Linked DNA regions of Homo sapiens: region 1 is linked to region 2. Evidence: chromatin loops called from intact Hi-C (ENCODE). Cell type or tissue: Panc1. All regions are shown on one strand. Links, peaks and the distances in the headings refer to the core of each region. The heading gives the core; the rest is flanking DNA. Region 1 overlaps RPL22 (ribosomal protein L22). Region 2 overlaps CHD5 (chromodomain helicase DNA binding protein 5).

Region 1 (5,371 bases), core at 289-5,288, 76 kb before region 2:
CCCAGCCCTTAGGTCATCTTTATGTAGTTAGGGTGTTGGGCACAAAAGCCAGTTTTTGCCTTTCCATAAAGAATGAGTGTTTTGGCTGGTCGCAGTGGCTCACAGCTATAATCCCAGCACTTCGGGAGGCTGAGGTGGGCAGACACTTGAGGCCAGGAGTTCGAGACCAGACTGGCCAATATGGCAAAACCCCCATCTCTACTGAAATTACAAAAATTAGCTGGACATGGTGTTATACACCTGTAATCCCAGCTACATGGGAGACTGAGGCATGAGAATTGCTTGAATCCTGGAGGCAGAGGTTGCAGTGAGCCTGGGCCACAGAAGGAGATTCTGTCTAAAAAAATAAATAAAAGAGTTTTTAAATGATCCCTGTTGTGGTGAGTGTTTAGCTCTCACCTGGCTAAAGCAGCAATTGGGCAGGCTGACTGAAAGGCTTTGTGCTCTCTGGGCGTGAGCGCAGTGGCAGGGTGGCATTCTGTCCCTGTGTGTTGGGTGGTGAGCAGGAGCGAGTGTGTGCACACCCCTAAGAAGCAGTCCTCATCATCCAGACAACCTCAAAAGGGGGTTTGACTCCGTGAGGTGATGTGTGCGCAGCGCTTACAGCTCTTTGGAAACCCACTATTTTCTGCATAAAAGGTATTGAGGTTGCGTACTTAACTGTAAATTTCTATCATGTTATCTTTCTCCAGTGGTCACTAAAAACCATGTTATAGGTGTTTGCTGCATTTTCATGGACAACTGGTACATCTACTTATCTACTTATCTGCTCTTGTTTTTTTTTTTTGTTTTTTTTTTTTTGAGATGGAGTCTTGCTCTGTCGCCCAGGCTGGAGTGCAATGGCGCCATCTCGGCTCACTGCAGCCTCTGCCTCCCGGGTTCAAGCGATTCTCTTACCTCAGCCTCCTGACTAGCTGGGACTACAGGCGCCCAGCACGACGTCTGGCTAATTTTTTGTATTTTTAGTAGAGATAGGGTTGCATCGTGTTAGCCAGGATGGTCTCCGTTTCCTGACCTCATGATCCGCCTGCCTCAGCCCTCCAAAATGCTGGGATTACAGGTGTGAGCCAGTGCCCCTGGCCTAGTTTTTTTTCTTTTTTCTTTTTTTGGAGGCAGTCTTGCTCTGTCACCCAGGCTGGAATACAGTGGTACAATCTTAGCTCACTACACCCTCCGCCTCCTGGATTCAAGGGATCCTCATGCCTCAGCCTCCCGAGTAGCTGGGATTACAGGCGTGCACCACCACGCCCAGCTAATTTTTTTATTTTTAGTAGAGATGGGGTTTCACCATGTTGTTCAGGCTGGTCTCGAACTCCTGACCTCAAGTGATCTGCCTGCCTTGGCCTCCCAAAGCGCTGGGATTACAGGCCTGAGCCACCATGCTGAGGCTATTCTAATTGTTACTGCCGATGTCGATGGTACGTGGCTGATAACTCAGAGCCTTGGCTGGGTGTATTTGCCTTACCTTTGCCATTTTTGAGGCTTGGGAAAACACCTTGAATTGTAATGATTTTGAGTGCTGGGTTTTATAAATGTTAAAATGTTTTAGAATGCAAGCACCAACTGTCTAGTGGAGTTCTTGTGTCCTTTCTCTGCAGGTATTTGAAATATCTCACCAAAAAATATTTGAAGAAGAATAATCTACGTGACTGGTTGCGCGTAGTTGCTAACAGCAAAGAGAGTTACGAATTACGTTACTTCCAGATTAACCAGGACGAAGAAGAGGAGGAAGACGAGGATTAAATTTCATTTATCTGGAAAATTTTGTATGAGTTCTTGAATAAAACTTGGGAACCAAAATGGTGGTTTATCCTTGTATCTCTGCAGTGTGGATTGAACAGAAAATTGGAAATCATAGTCAAAGGGCTTCCCTTGGTTCGCCACTCATTTATTTGTAACTTGACTTCTTTTTTTTTCTGCTTAAAAATTTCAATTCTCGTGGTAATACCAGAGTAGAAGGAGAGGGTGACTTTACCGAACTGACAGCCATTGGGGAGGCAGATGCGGGTGTGGAGGTGTGGGCTGAAGGTAGTGACTGTTTGATTTTAAAAAGTGTGACTGTCAGTTGTATCTGTTGCTTTTCTCAATGATTCAGGGATACAAATGGGCTTCTCTCATTCATTAAAAGAAAACGCGACATCTTTCTAAGATTCTCTGTGGGAAAATGACTGTCAATAAAATGCGGGTTTCTGGGCCATTCGTCTTACTTTCATTTTTTGATTACAAATTTCTCTTGACGCACACAATTATGTCTGCTAATCCTCTTCTTCCTAGAGAGAGAAACTGTGCTCCTTCAGTGTTGCTGCCATAAAGGGGTTTGGGGAATCGATTGTAAAAGTCCCAGGTTCTAAATTAACTAAATGTGTACAGAAATGAACGTGTAAGTAATGTTTCTACAGGTCTTTGCAACAAACTGTCACTTTCGTCTCCAGCAGAGGGAGCTGTAGGAATAGTGCTTCCAGATGTGGTCTCCCGTGTGGGGCCCAGCAATGGGGGCCCCTGATGCCAAGAGCTCTGGAGGTTCTTGAAAGAGGGGACACGAAGGAGGAGTGACTGGGAAGCCTCCCATGCCAAGGAGGTGGGAGGTGCCCTGGAAATAGCTGCCTCATGCCACTTAGGCCATGACTGGATTTAATGTCAGTGGTGTGCCACAGTGCAGAGGCTAGACAACTGAAAGGGGCTACCAAGGCTGGGAAAAAAATGCAATTGTTGCTGTGAGTGACTTTGAAAGACTCTGGTGCCTTGTGGTGCCCTTCTGAAATTCAAACAGTAATGCAAAAGTGTCTGCATTAGAATTTACGGTGTCTAAAATTCATGTTTTTAAAAGAGCTTGCCTACAGATGGTTTCCACACTTGAAATTGTGCCCTGCGAGTTGCATAGCTGGAAGTTCAATGCTCAGTCCTACCTTGGCTCCCATTAAACATTTGGTGCTCTGTGGATTGAGTTGAACGTGTTGAGGCTTTGCAATTTCACTTGTGTTAAAGGCTCTGGCATTTTTCCATTTCTATGCAAATTTCTTTGAAGCAGAATTGCTTGCATATTTCTTCTCTGCCGTCACAGAAAGCAGAGTTTCTTTCAAACTTCACTGAGGCATCAGTTGCTCTTTGGCAATGTCCCTTAACCATGATTATTAACTAAGTTTGTGGCTTGAGTTTACAAATTCTACTTGTTGCATTGATGTTCCCATGTAGTAAGTCATTTTTAGTTTGGTTGTGAAAAAACCCTGGGCTGAAGTTGGCATTTCAGTTAAAAGAAAAAAAGAAACTAGTCCCAGATTTGAAAACTTGTAATAAAATTGAAACTCACTGGTTTTCTATGTCTTTTTGAACTCTTGTAATCGAGTTTTGATCATATTTTCTATTAAAGTGGCTAACACCTGGCTACTCTTACTGTACGAGGCTTTGTTTTTTTTAAGGACTGGCATGTGAAGAAAAGCTTTGTCCTCACGAATTAGTTGCTGTACCAACAGTTACGTTGGTCTTTATTAGGCTTAGAAGAAAAGATGTCCTTTATTTCCACTTTTCTTCCCTTAGTTGTGCTGTTTTGCCGCAGTGAGATTCAGGGGTTGGCTGTCACTGAACTCTGTGTAGAATTTCTCCAGATCCAGAGTCTGGGGATCAACTTTGCCAGCAAATGCCGTTTTCTGATGGGGAATAGGTAGTGTCAACTTGAATTCCATCACAACCATGACACCAGCTGCGCCCAAAGCACACTGTAGACCAGTTTCCTTTGTTTTGACTCACACCTCACTTGCCTGATCGAAAATAGTTGAGGCACAGGGGCTGACTGGGGTCGTGGAGAGTTTCAAGCCGTGATTTAAGTTCATAAGAGTCCGGAAACAGGAGGTTGGTCTCGTCTCAGCCAATGCCAGTTACACAACACCTTCACGCCCTTCCCTCGAGTGTGCTGGTACAGCTGAGGAAATGAGGTTTGTTGATGTCACTAAGTGCTACGAACTAGTCACTTCTAAAGGCTTCATGTTTTCCCTCCAAAAAGCCTCTGATCCCCCTTTTCCCATGGCACTTCCAGTGGTGAAGTGTTTGGGTTTTGAGGACTGTTGTCCTCATACATTTTCAGGAGCAGCCAGGTGTTGAAATACGTGGGTCCTAACTTTGCTCATGAATGGTGTGTAGCACAGAGGTGGTCAGAAACACGGGGAAAGTGAGGAAGTTGGATAATACCAAGTGTCTTAAGACAGTTGATATCTGGGGCTATCTAGAGCTCAGCCTTTTTAGGGGACACTTGATTTCCTGGAGGGTGATAAGGACCCTGGTGATGGGGAATAATGGTCCGGCTGTTGAAGTCATTGATGTCAGGGGAGCCTGGAATTTGGTGTTGACACCTGATTTCACTTTCCATTTGTACATGGGACTCAGACCCTTAAACTTGTCAAGTATTGTAAACCAAGACCTCCCACAGGAGAGGGGGACCTAGGATGTGGGACAGTTACAGATCTGGCAGTTCCAGGGGACAGACCATCTCCCCAGTAACCCTTGGACAGAATACTGGGGTGACGAGTCAGAAGCTGCAGGGTAGGGGCACCACGGCGGTGAGAGATGGGCCAGGTCCCTGAAGGAGAGCCTGGGTTGGCACCTGCCCAGGTTGTTCGCTGAGTCGTGGTGATGGGCCTGTATTTAGTGGAATAAACTGTGGGGTTGATTCTCTTTGAGGGAGAAGAGGGTAGAAGAGAGGCTTGGTGTGGGGATTTGCCATCCCTGCAAGGAGGTAGCCCTCCACCTACAGGAAGGAGGTGAGGACTGCCTGTTAAACGGTGCAATCATAGTGCTTATCTCTAGGAACAGGAAACTGAATTTCTCATCCAGCCATTTTCTTGTCTTTGGGATGGATTTGAGAATACACATTCTTTTTTTTCCCCCAGGCTATTTTGGGCCCAGCTAAAACAGTCTGTAAAGGCTGTGCTGACCAGCGGAGTGAGTTAGCTGCCACCATAGCTAGAACCCAGAGAACACCCATAAAACGTTCTCAGGCTTACACAAGGATTTTCTCAGGTTCAGGGCCATGGCCCAGGGCTGCCTTTTTGAGAAGCTCCTTCCTCCCCTGCAACCCCAACTGATTTGAATTCAGGTGGTGCAGGGTCCACACTTTCGGAAAAAGCCTTCAAGTGCAACGAAAGTCTTGGTGCAGCAGGTGGGCACTGAGCCTTCATTGCAGAGGACACTGCGGTCCTGAGTGACGCCGTTTCACCCCTGCCGAGGAGGAGGTGTGGGGCAGAGTTTTGATCTATGTGACTCGCTGTGAGGTGGTGTATGTACAAGCACTTCATTGCCCTTGAGAAGCTGGTGGTGCCAGGTGGCCACAGCGTGGATATGCATTGTTGAACGAAATGGCCTCAGGCAGGCCTTGGGGGTT
Region 2 (5,371 bases), core at 82-5,081:
GTTTCCCAGAGTTGCACACGCTGTGGCAGAACGAGGAGCGGGCTGCTGTATCCTCTGGGAAAATCTACGACATCTGGCACCGGCGCCATGACTACTGGCTGCTGGCGGGCATCGTGACGTATCCTTGGCCAGGCCGGGCTGGGCAGGGACTTGCCCGTTCCTCCGTGGACCTCGGGGAGAGCCCTCTGAGAGCTCCGGGGGAAGCCTTCCTCGTTCTTCCTCAATCTTCCTCACTTCTGGCGGTGGCTAGAAATCCTCGGCATTGCTGTGTCGCCCGCTCCCCGCCGCTGTCATCCCGGCTTCTTCCTTATGTGTCTCTGTCTGGGTCCACATTGCTCTCTCTTTTTTTTTTTTTTTTTGAGATAGAGTTTCACTCTGTCACCCAGGCTGGAGTGTAGCAGCTTGATCTCGGCTCACTGCAACTGCTGCCTCCCGGGTTCAAGCGATTCTCCTGCCTCAGCCTCCTGAGTAGCTGGGATTACAGGTGTGCCCCACCACACCTGGCTAATTTTTGTATTTTTAGTAGAGACGGGGTTTCACCATGTTGGCTAGGCTGGTCTCGAACTCCTGACCTCAAGTGATCCACCCACCTTGGCCTCCCAAAGTGCTGAGATTACAGGCGTCAGCCACCACACCCGGCCTTTTTCTTTTTCTTTTTTTTTTGAGATGGAGTCTCGCTCTGTGGCCTAGGCTGAAGTGCAGTGGTGCGATCTCAGCTCACTGCAACCTCTGCCTCCTGGGTTCAAGTGATTCTTCTGCCTCAGCCTCCTGAGTAGCTGGGACTACAGGCATGCACCACCACTCCCAGCTAGTTTTTGTAATTTTAGTAGAGACGGGGTTTCGCCTTGTTGGCCAGGCTGGTCTCGAGCTCCTGGCCTCAAGTGATCTGCCCACCTTGGCCTCCCAAAATGCTGGGATTACAGGCGCGAGCCACCATGCCTGGCCCCAAATTTTCCTCTTCTTACAAGCATCCCAGTCATTGAGTTTAGGGCCCACCCTAGTCCAGCATGACCCTTTCTTAACTTCATTACATCTGCAAATACTCTATTTCCGAAAAAGGTTCCCATTCACAGGCACTGGGGGCAAGACTTAAACGTATGCACCCCAGGTTGTTGGGGTGAAGAGTTAACCCTCTGAAGCCCCGGGGCTGTGTCTGGTGCACCCAGGGCACCTGTCAGTGTCTGCTGATACTGTCACTGTTGTGTCATCAATATGTTCCTCGTGCAGCTGGGCTTAAGGACTTGCCTGAGAGCGTACAGCCAGAATGCCGACCCCCGGGCTGGCCCCTCCCCCTCCCTGAGCTGCCTCCCCCTACGGCCCCACCACTTCTAACGGCCAGGTTTGCCCTTAATGGTGCCCCACCCAGGCACGGCTACGCCCGCTGGCAGGACATCCAGAATGACCCACGGTACATGATCCTCAACGAGCCCTTCAAGTCTGAGGTCCACAAGGGCAACTACCTGGAGATGAAGAACAAGTTCCTGGCCCGCAGGTTTAAGGTCTGTCTTCTGAAGGGCCAGGGCTGCACGGGGCAGGGAGGGACGGTGTCAGGAGGACCCTCGCAAAGGCAAAGGAATTAGAGAGCAGCAACCCCTCCCCGTGTACCTGGGTCACGCTGCCACGAAGCAGCAGTATGTCCATCAACTAACAGTGGTGGATCCTTGCTCTGGCCCTGGCCCCACTGGGAAGTATCTGCCGCCTTGGGGTGTTGGGGTACAGAGAACCCAGCTTGGTGACAGCTCCAAGGGTTGGCCACCACCAGGCCAGGGTGGGCAGCAGATGGCAGTACGTCCTCTTTCCCTCCTTTCTGCCGGGAGCCTTGGCCTGGGGTGGGCGCTGGTGGAGCACGGAGGGTAGCCATTCAGCGGGAGGGGCCGGGCCGACGCTGCGCCCCGCCCCCAGCTGCTGGAGCAGGCGTTGGTCATTGAGGAGCAGCTCCGGAGGGCCGCGTACCTGAACATGACGCAGGACCCCAACCACCCCGCCATGGCCCTCAACGCCCGCCTGGCTGAAGTGGAGTGCCTCGCCGAGAGCCACCAGCACCTGTCCAAGGAGTCCCTTGCTGGGAACAAGCCTGCCAATGCCGTCCTGCACAAGGGTGAGCAAGTCCTGCCCCCCACGGTGCAGCCCCCCGCCCTTCCTCCTGCCCAGCGAGCGCTCTTGGCTGTAGATGAGGGCACTGATGGGGTAGGGGCTGGGGACAGATGTCAGCCCAGAGGGCGGTGGACTTCTGGGCCAAGATGGAACAGTCCTGTCATCAGACCCCTTATCTCCCCTGCAGGGAAACTGAGGCTGCTTGCTTCTCCAGCCTGTTTCTCAAGCCTGCTCTGTGCGGGCCCCGGCCCGGGCTAGTGACACAGAAAACCACGAAACTGTAAAGGCTTCTGAGTCCTGACAGCGTGACTTAAATGCACTGTGTCTTTAGCCCGGGCAATACCCATCAGCCTGGAGCCTTCTCCTTGGCCCCGTGTGGGAAGGGAAGTAGTTTGCCCAAGATCTCCCAGGATTCAGAGCTTTGGTGCTGGCTGCACATCTCTGCCTGTGGTCACAGGGCACACTTCTGCCCTCGGGGCTCCCGGCTGGTTGGGGGAGGGGTGGCCCTGTGGTGAGAGTTGCTGGACCCCTCCCTGTGCCCTGCAGCCCTCCCTGGTGTACTCTGATCCTGTGCCCAGTAGGGCCTGGGGCTGCAGGTCTCCCTGAGAACTCTTAGGAGGGAAGCCCAGCGTCAGGCAGCGCTTCTGGCTGGCTCGTCTGCAGCCCGTGGGCCCTTGCCCAGCCCAGAGGGGCTCCTGGGAGGAGTTCTTTGGAAGCTCCTGCTGTGTCCCCACTTGGCAGTGCTGCCTGCAGCTTGGGAGGGCCTGGTGCAGGGCACCCCCTGGTGCCCGGTTCTGGGCAAGTGCAGTCATACACCCTTGCAAATAAGCCCCAGCTCTCGGGCTACCTCCCCTGGCACAGCCCTTCATCCCTCCATCCCTCCATGCCTCCATCCTTCCACCCCTCCATCATCCCTCCATGCCTCCGTCCTTCCACCCCTCCATCCCTCTATTCTTTCACCCCTCAATCCCTCATCCCTTATCCCTCCATCCTTCCACACCTCCATCCTTCCATCCCTCCATAATTCTTCCATGCCTCCAACCCTCCATCCCTCTGTCTCTCCATCATCCCTCCTTCCCTTCATCATCCCTCCATTCCTCCATCCTTCCACCCCTCCATCCTTCCATCCTTCCATTATCCCTCCATGCCTCTGTCCTTCCACTCCATCCCTCATCCCTCTGTCATCCTTCATCCCTCCATCCTTCCACCCCTCCATCCCTCCATTATCCCTTCATCATACCTCCATCCCTTCATCCTTCCATCTCTCCGTCATCCCTTCATCATCTCCATCATTGCTTCATCCCTCCATCATCCTTCCATTCTCCCTCCATCCTTCCACCCCCATCCCCCATCTCTCCATCATCTCTCCATCCTTCCATCTCTCCATCTCTCTACCCGTCCATCCCTCCATCATCCCTTCGTCCTTCCATTCCTCCATCCCTCCATTATCCCTTCATCATACCTTCATCCCTTCATCCCTCCGTCTCTCCATCTTCCCTCTATCATCTCTCCATCATCACTCCATCCCTCTATCATCCTTCCGTCATCTCTCCATCCCTCCATCCTTCCACCCGTCCATCTCTCCATCATCCCTCCATCTCTCCACCCCTCCAACCCTCCATCATCCCTCCATCTTTCCACCCCTCCATCATTCCTCCATCCCTCCATCATCCCTCTATGCCTCCATGTCTCCACCATCCCTCCATCATCCCTCCATCTCTCCATCATCCCTCCATCCCTCCATCCCTCCATCCCTTCACCCCTCCATCACCCATCCCTCCACCGTCCCTTCATCCCTCCATCCCCCATCTCTCCATCATCCCTCCATCCTTCCATCCCTCCATCATCCCGTCCCTCCACCTTCCTTCCATCCTTCCATCTTCCATTATCCCTCCATCTCTCCATCCTTCCACCCCTCCATCCCTCCATCATCCCTCCATCCCTCCATCTCTCCATTATCCTTCATCATCCCTCCATCCCTCCATTATTCCTCCATCATCCCTTCATTCTTCCATCATCCCTCCATCCCTCCATCATCCCTCCATCTCTCCATCATCCATCATCCCTCATCCCTCCATCATCCCTCCATCTCTCCATCATCCCTCCATCCCTATATTATCCCTCCATCATCCCTTCATTTTTCCATCATCCCTTCATCCCTCCATCATCGCTTCATCCCTATATCCCTTTATCTATCCATCATCCCTTCATCATCCCTACATCCCTTTATCTCTCCATCATCCCTTCATTATCCCTCCATCCCTCCATCTCTCCACCGCTCCATCCCTCCATCGTCCCTCCATCTATCCATCATCCCTTCATCATCCCTCCATCCCTCCATTATCCCTCCCTCATCCCTTCATTCCTCCATCATCCCTCCATCCCTCCATTTCTCCACCCCTCCATTCCTCCATCATCCCTCCATCTCTCCATCATTCCTTCATTATCCCTCCATCCCTCCAACATCCAACCATCATCCTTTCATCATCCCTCCATCTCTCCACTCCGCCATCCCACCATCATCCCTCCATCTCTCCATCATCCCTTCATTATCCCTCCATCCCTCCATCATCCCTCCATCCCTCCATCATCCCTCCATCCCTCCATCTTCCCCCATCCCTCCACCTTCCCTCCATCCCTCCATCTTCGCTCCATTATCCCTACATTATCCCTCCATCCCTCCGTCCTTCCACCCCTCCATTCGTCCGTCCTTCCACCCCTCCATCATCCTTCCATCGCTCCATCATTCCTCCATCCCTCCATCTTCCCTCCATTATCCCTCCATCATCCCTCCATCATCCCTCCATCCTTCCACCCCTCCATCCTTCCACCCCTCCACCCCTCCTCTCCTCCATCCCTCCACCCCTCCACCCCTCCATCCCTCCATCCTTCCATCCCTCCATCCTTCCACTGCTCCACCCCTCCACCCCTCCACCCCTCCATCCCTCCATCCTTCCACTCCTCCATCCCTCCACCCCTCCATCCCTGCATCCTACCATCCCTCCGCCTCCCACCACAGTCCTGAACCAGCTGGAGGAGCTGCTGAGCGACATGAAGGCCGACGTGACCCGGCTGCCATCCATGCTGTCCCGCATCCCCCCGGTGGCCGCCCGGCTGCAGATGTCGGAGCGCAGCATCCTGAGCCGCCTGACCAACCGCGCCGGGGACCCCACCATCCAGCAGGTCAGGCTCGGCCTGTGTGCCCCGGCCCGAGCCCCCTGGCGTGCCCCTGGGTGGAGGCTGGGTGGGGGGCCTGAGACCACCTGTGAAGCTGAGT

Evidence for each region. Hi-C counts contacts between places; a loop is a spot of excess contacts. Peaks named below come from ENCODE experiments on the same cell type or tissue, not always from the same donor. Only the 100,000 strongest peaks of a DNase experiment are listed, where the experiment ranks them.
Region 1: it touches region 2 in a loop (3-fold over the local background); 16 of 110 quality-filtered maps call a loop at or near these places.

What each region holds. Positions count from the first base shown.
Region 1 is chr1:6,183,044-6,188,414 of GRCh38, reverse strand. It overlaps RPL22 (ribosomal protein L22), which reads left to right. Exons shown (of 4, transcript NM_000983.4): 4 at 1,599-3,395. The coding sequence ends at 1,743. Among named protein-coding and RNA genes, the nearest start is that of CHD5, 5.4 kb to the right of the region's middle. In Panc1, for the core only: CTCF peaks have their summits at 2,463 (motif pointing right), 4,532 and 4,735 (motif pointing left); no DNase peak of the experiment used is centred there; H3K27ac peaks cover 1,791 bases.
Region 2 is chr1:6,106,522-6,111,892 of GRCh38, reverse strand. CHD5 (chromodomain helicase DNA binding protein 5) reads left to right here. Exons shown (of 42, transcript NM_015557.3): 36 at 10-118; 37 at 1,367-1,499; 38 at 1,903-2,098; 39 at 5,114-5,277. Among named protein-coding and RNA genes, the nearest start is that of KCNAB2, 63 kb to the right of the region's middle. RefSeq lists a silencer at 2,838-2,937. In Panc1, for the core only: a CTCF peak has its summit at 2,865 (motif pointing left); a DNase peak (open chromatin) is centred at 2,901.